Regions from separate parts of the Homo sapiens genome. Here region 2 is linked to region 1. The links are chromatin contacts, found by Hi-C in ENCODE. All regions are on one chromosome and are shown on one strand. The core of a region is the stretch at or near the end of the contact, and the rest is flanking DNA. Distances in the headings are between cores, read along the strand shown.

What was found. A loop is a pair of places that touch in the nucleus more often than their neighbours do. Pooled maps may share reads with other maps.
Region 2: a loop to region 1 is called in a map of CD8-positive, alpha-beta T cell, with 9 times the contacts of the local background. The contact joins the promoter of GCLM here to the promoter of ODF2L in region 1. A Hi-C loop is called at or near these places in 2 of 168 maps with a recorded cell type or tissue (CD8-positive, alpha-beta T cell and naive thymus-derived CD4-positive, alpha-beta T cell) and 5 of 50 pooled maps.

What each region holds. Positions count from the first base shown.
Region 1 is chr1:86,394,841-86,397,689 of GRCh38, reverse strand. ODF2L (outer dense fiber of sperm tails 2 like) reads left to right here and starts at 1,367. Exons shown (of 17, transcript NM_001366781.1): 1 at 1,367-1,657. RefSeq lists an enhancer at 1,393-1,442.
Region 2 is chr1:93,907,935-93,910,783 of GRCh38, reverse strand. GCLM (glutamate-cysteine ligase modifier subunit) reads left to right here and starts at 1,354. Exons shown (of 7, transcript NM_002061.4): 1 at 1,354-1,746. The coding sequence starts at 1,621. It overlaps LOC124904221 (a long non-coding RNA gene), which reads right to left and starts at 1,192. Exons shown (of 2, transcript XR_007066230.1): 1 at 630-1,192. RefSeq lists an enhancer at 831-990 and silencers at 1,031-1,270, 1,481-1,840, 1,891-1,940.

The sequences.
Region 1 (2,849 bases), core at 118-2,617:
AATCACAATTTCTACCCAACACTGTAGTGTTGCATCCTGCACACAAACGTACTTTAGTGAGCTCATATGTTTATGTTTATGTATCATCTATGGCTTTTCTTGGTAAGACAATGGCAGAGTTAAATAGTATCACAGAGACCATATGACCTGCAAAACCTATTAATAAAATATTATCTGGCTGTATGAGCACATTTTCATACTGCTATAAAGAATTGCCTGAGACTGGGTAATTTATAAAGGAAAGGGGTTTAATTGACTCACAGTTCAGCGTCGCTGGGGAGGCCTCAGGAAACTTACAATCATGACGGAAGGTGAAGGGGAAGCAGGACACCTTCTTCGTTAAGGAGAAGTGCCCAGTGGAGGGGAAAGAGCCCCTTACAAAACCATCAGATAGCTTGAGAACTCACTAGCATGGGGGTAAACGGCCCCCATGATTCCATTACCTTCATCTGGTCTCTCTCTTGACACGTGGGGATTATGGAACTGCCCCCATGATTCAATTACCTTCACCTGGTTTCTCTCTTGACACGTGGGGATTATGGGGATTACAATTCAAGATGGGATGTGGTCGGGGACTCAGAGCCTAACCATATCACTGGCCCTTTACTAAAAAATTTACTAATTCTGTCTCCCGCTTTAAATTATGAAAGGGACAATTACAGTACTGGTGGAAAAACATTGCTGGAGTGCTTTAGTGAAACCAATTATTTAGGTAGCAGCATGCCACGGTTATGGCTTAGTTGACAGTTACTCTACTTGTGAACTTCATAGGTTGGTGTACGATTCTTAACATGAATATTAAGTAGAGGCATTGAATGAAGATATTTTTCCAATTAAAATCTTGCTTTGCTTCTTCAGGACTTTATAAACCAGACCAGCTGGCTGTGGCACAGATACGAAAGACTTTGAGACCCTGAAGGCACCTTGCAGAACATCCTCAGGCTTCCTCATTTAACAGGAAAAAACCTGAGGCCCAGGGAGGCATCTCAGCTAAAAATACTACTATACATTTAAAAGGAGGTTTCTTCCGGTCGCAGTTGCCTTCACGTTTTCAAATCTTCTCTTTAAAAAGCAAAAGCAGGGCACAACCAGGCCAAGCGCCAGAAAACTCGGAATTGGCTTTATTTCCTTTTTTTCTAGTTGGGCTCGGTTATGATTTTCGGTAACGTACACAAATGCTGTCCTTGTCCATAAACAAACGCTTAAAAAAAAATGTTTACCCGAGAAACAAGGATAGACACGAAGCTGCCCTCCCTGCCCCGTTCCTCACCCTCTCCAATAGCTATAGGCGCTGCCCGCCGTCCCTAACCCGGACCAATCGGCAGCCTGCTGCGGGCCTGACGGGAGGGGTGGGGCCGCCGTTGCCAGAGAAGCCACTAGCCGGTTACTAGCTGCGCTTTTGTTCCACTTGAGCGGGCACTCTTCTGCGGCAAGCAGGTCTAGGAATTCGCCTGGTTCCCACCTCGCGTCCCTTGCCTTCCTTCCTAGTCTACCCACTGTAGTGCCCCCTGCGTCCCGCTCCCTCCTAGCCGACTCAGAGCACAAGAAGGATTGCCACGGTTTCCATTGCAGCAGCCGTGGCGCCTCTGACCCTTTTTTTATATCGCGGCGACGGCGGGCTGTCGTCACGACGACGTGCGGACGCAGCGGCGGGGGCGTAAGTACGCCTTTTGGGTTGGGGGCGACTTTGTGGGGAGCCTAGCTGCTGCTGGGCGTTTACCGCGGGAGCCCTTAGCGGTCTGGAGGTGAGGGCAGTGGTGGGTCCCGGAAGTAAAAGGCCCTCGCGCCCACCCAGCCCCCTCCGCGCAAACCCTCCACCTCCCTCAGGCTGACTACCTGGCCTGGGAAAAGGGCGGCGAGACTCACTCTTAGGAAGGGTGTGGTCCCCGGGACATCAGGGCAAATGTTAGCGTGAGGTGGGCTTGTGCAGAACGAAGTCCTGACCGGGCCGTTCCTGGATATGGTTGCATTTCTTTCAGAAATAGTGACCTCTTAATCATTGGGCTGGTTTTTAATCGCCCATCATGTGATATATCAGATTGTAGGAAGCCCTGGGGGCTTCGTAAGTGAGGTATATTACAGGAATCCTCAGGAAATAATTCCTTCTCCAGGATTCCTCTAGGTTCCAGCCCCTATAGGCGACCCCTGTAGTGCGGGATTGACCTAGGGTCGTGGAGAGTGCTAAAGGCCGACTTGTGTTCAGTCCCAGCTCTGCCACTGAACCCGCTGTGTGGCCTTGTCTAGGTCACTGAACCTTCCTGGATTCCTTACTGATAACTGTAACAGTAATCATCACTTTGGGGTGGTTGTAATACGAGATTAAGTAAACGCAGGGCCATTAAGGTGGCACCGAATGTAGGTGGTTAGTGAGTGGTGGTGCTTGTTGTTTACTGAGAATAACCATACTGGGGCTGCTGTTGGGGATAAAATCTATTTCGAAGACAGTTTCCTCATCACGCAACGCATAGTACGGTTTCAAGTGTTTTTGAATGAATGAGGTTCTTGGAGTTTTAAGTGCAACTGAGTTAAGGTTAAAGAAACAAACCGGGCCGGGCGCGGTGGCTCACGCCTGTAATCCCAGCACTTTGGGAGGCCGAGGCGGGCGGATCACGAGGTTAGGAGATCGAGACCATCCTGGCCAACACGGTGAAACCCCGTCTCTACTAAAACAAATACAAAAAGTTATCCGGGCGTGGTGGCGGGCGCCCGTAGTCCCAGCTACTCGGGAGGCTGAGGCAGGAGAATGGCGTGAACCCAGGAGGCGGAGCTTGCCGTGAGCCGAGATCGCGCCACTGCACTCCAGCCTGGGCGACAGCGCGAGACTCTGTCTCAAAAAAAAAAAAAAAAAA
Region 2 (2,849 bases), core at 105-2,604, 7.5 Mb before region 1:
ACATTGTGCACATGTACCCTAGAACTTAAAGTATTATAAAACAAAAAGTATAGACAAATCTTATTCAATCTTGAGTTCAGAAGATAGTTATATCGGGTTTCATTATAGTATTCTTGCTATTTTTGTATATGTTGGAATTATTTACAACAAATGTTAATTGTATGTTACAGTGCATCAAAATGTGTTTAAGTAGTGGTGGTGCTTGTGGGTAGCTCTTTCACTATAATAAAAAATCAATATCCAAAAAAAAAAAAAAAAAGCAGCGCAAGCTCGTTCAATGAACTCTTACCATCATTCATTCAGCCAACAAATATTTACTCAACATCAGGCTCAATTTCTAACTTCCTAGAAAGATCTTTTTTCCCATCCCTCCCCTAATTCTTACCATTTTACCAACTGGTTCATCTCTCTTTTCAATAGCTATATTGTCCCCGCTTATAATGAGAATCTCATTTTGCCTTTAATAATCTGATTCACCTCAACGAATGTGAAAGATTGTTGAGGAAAGCTCAATACATGTTCAATTTGATGTTTATACCGAGTCCACCACCACACGTGAAATTTAATAGGGGTAAATAATCTCGACCACCTCTAAAGGGGTGGGTGATAAAAGCTTTCTGTGATCTCACCGGCTCAAGTGTCCTCTTTAATCTGAATTCATCTGGAGAATAACTGCCCTATGATGTTCTTATAAAATTACTTGTTTCCTGTGCTTAGAACTTGTCTCTGGGTAGAGTGTACGCGTCTCAAGGGCAAAGACTCAGTCTTGTTCGTTGACTTCACACACTGCCAGCAAATAATGTGAATCAATAGACCTTTAACGGATGAAGAAAAATTAGCAGTTTGGGAGAAGGTCCTTGAAGGTAGCAAAGCGAAAAGAAGAAGGGGGCGCTTGCGCATAAACAGCTGCTTCTGAGAACGAAAACTACGTAGCATTTCCGAGTCCCGGTGGCCGCTCAGGCTGCCCTTTAAAGAGACGTGTAGGAAGCCCACCCTGGGGCGGCCGTGGGCGGAGCCGCGACCTGAACGCCGGGAGACCTCACCAGGCGGAGGCGGTGTCTACCTCACCAGGCGGAGGCGGTGTCTGCCTCGCGCTGTCCTCTGACCGCCAGGGGGAGCCCTGCCGCGCGCTGCGCTCCGGGCCGCGCCGCCACGCTCTCTCGACCCGCGCGCCCGCCGCGCACCACCCGTCGCCACGCCCGCCGCAGGCCAAGGGCCAGTCACTTGCGGGCCGGCGTCCCGCAGCCCATTCGCGCCCCGCCCCTGCCCCGCCGCGGGATGAGTAACGGTTACGAAGCACTTTCTCGGCTACGATTTCTGCTTAGTCATTGTCTTCCAGGAAACAGCTCCCTCAGTTTGGAATCAGCTCTCCCGCTGCGGCCGCAGTAGCCGGAGCCGGAGCCGCAGCCACCGGTGCCTTCCTTTCCCGCCGCCGCCCAGCCGCCGTCCGGCCTCCCTCGGGCCCGAGCGCAGACCAGGCTCCAGCCGCGCGGCGCCGGCAGCCTCGCGCTCCCTCTCGGGTCTCTCTCGGGCCTCGGGCACCGCGTCCTGTGGGGCGGCCGCCTGCCTGCCCGCCCGCCCGCAGCCCCTTCGCTGCGCGGCCCCTGGGCGGCCGCTGCCATGGGCACCGACAGCCGCGCGGCCAAGGCGCTCCTGGCGCGGGCCCGCACCCTGCACCTGCAGACGGGGAACCTGCTGAACTGGGGCCGCCTGCGGAAGAAGTGCCCGTCCACGCACAGCGAGGAGGTGAGCGTGGCGACACTCGCCGCGGGGCTCCCGGGGCAGGCCTCGGGCGGGGCCGGGCGGTTCCGGCAAGGGAGAAGCGCCCGCGGGCGAGGGAGGGTGGCAGGGCCTCGCGCGCACCTGGGCTCCGCCCGCGGTCAGATGCTGAGGCCAGTGTCGACGCGACCTTGGGTCCAAACCCGCTGCCGAGGGCAACGCGTCTAAAAAACTTAGCCGGTGCAGCTGCGCACTGAGTGACACCTCTCTCGGTGCTTAAGGCTGGTAGCAAAACTCTCAAACATCCTGGGTCCCTCTTCCTGGCACGGAGGTCACAGAGGGCCAGGACGTCGCTCCGTCTCTCTCCACATCTCTCGCTTCCTTCCCCCACCCTGTCCAGGTAAAGGAATATTTTCGGAGATTATCCTTTGGTGCATTCAGATGAAGTAGTATTCATAGTACACCTAACTTTTAGAATGTTGACATTAGACTCTCTATTGCAGTGAGGCAAATGAGTAAGCACTCAATTTTGGCTTTGGAATACCCTAAATACCCTGACTTTAGTCATTACACATTTTATGCACTTATCTGTGCGTCTATGTATGCTTTATCAGTACACATTCTATGCATGTAACAATATCATTGTACATTCTATGCATGTAACAGAATATCACATGTGCCCCATAAATATGTACAAATATAATCTATCAATTCAAAAATTAAAGTTTTGTAAAAACTGGAAAATAAAAAGACTAGTCACTAGTTGGAGGTGACAGAGATTAATCTGGAATTACAAACTTGTTACCTATTTGTTGGCCATTTCTGAGCGGATAGTCATCCACTGCACATTGTGCATATTGGTGGTATGGGACAATTTTAGTATTTAAAAAATAACAAAATCTTTAGATTTAGGAGCTATATGACTTTGGAAAATTACTTTAAAGTTGGATAATAACACCTTCCTCATCAGGTTGTTGTGAGAATTAAGAGGTAATATATGAAAACGCTCACCATGCAGGCATCTATCTCCCTGTCATCTGGTTCCATCAGAAAGATAAATCTTAATTAAGAGAAAAACCTTCCTAAACTATGTGTGTTTAGAAAAACCTTCCTAAATCAGCTGTGTTCCT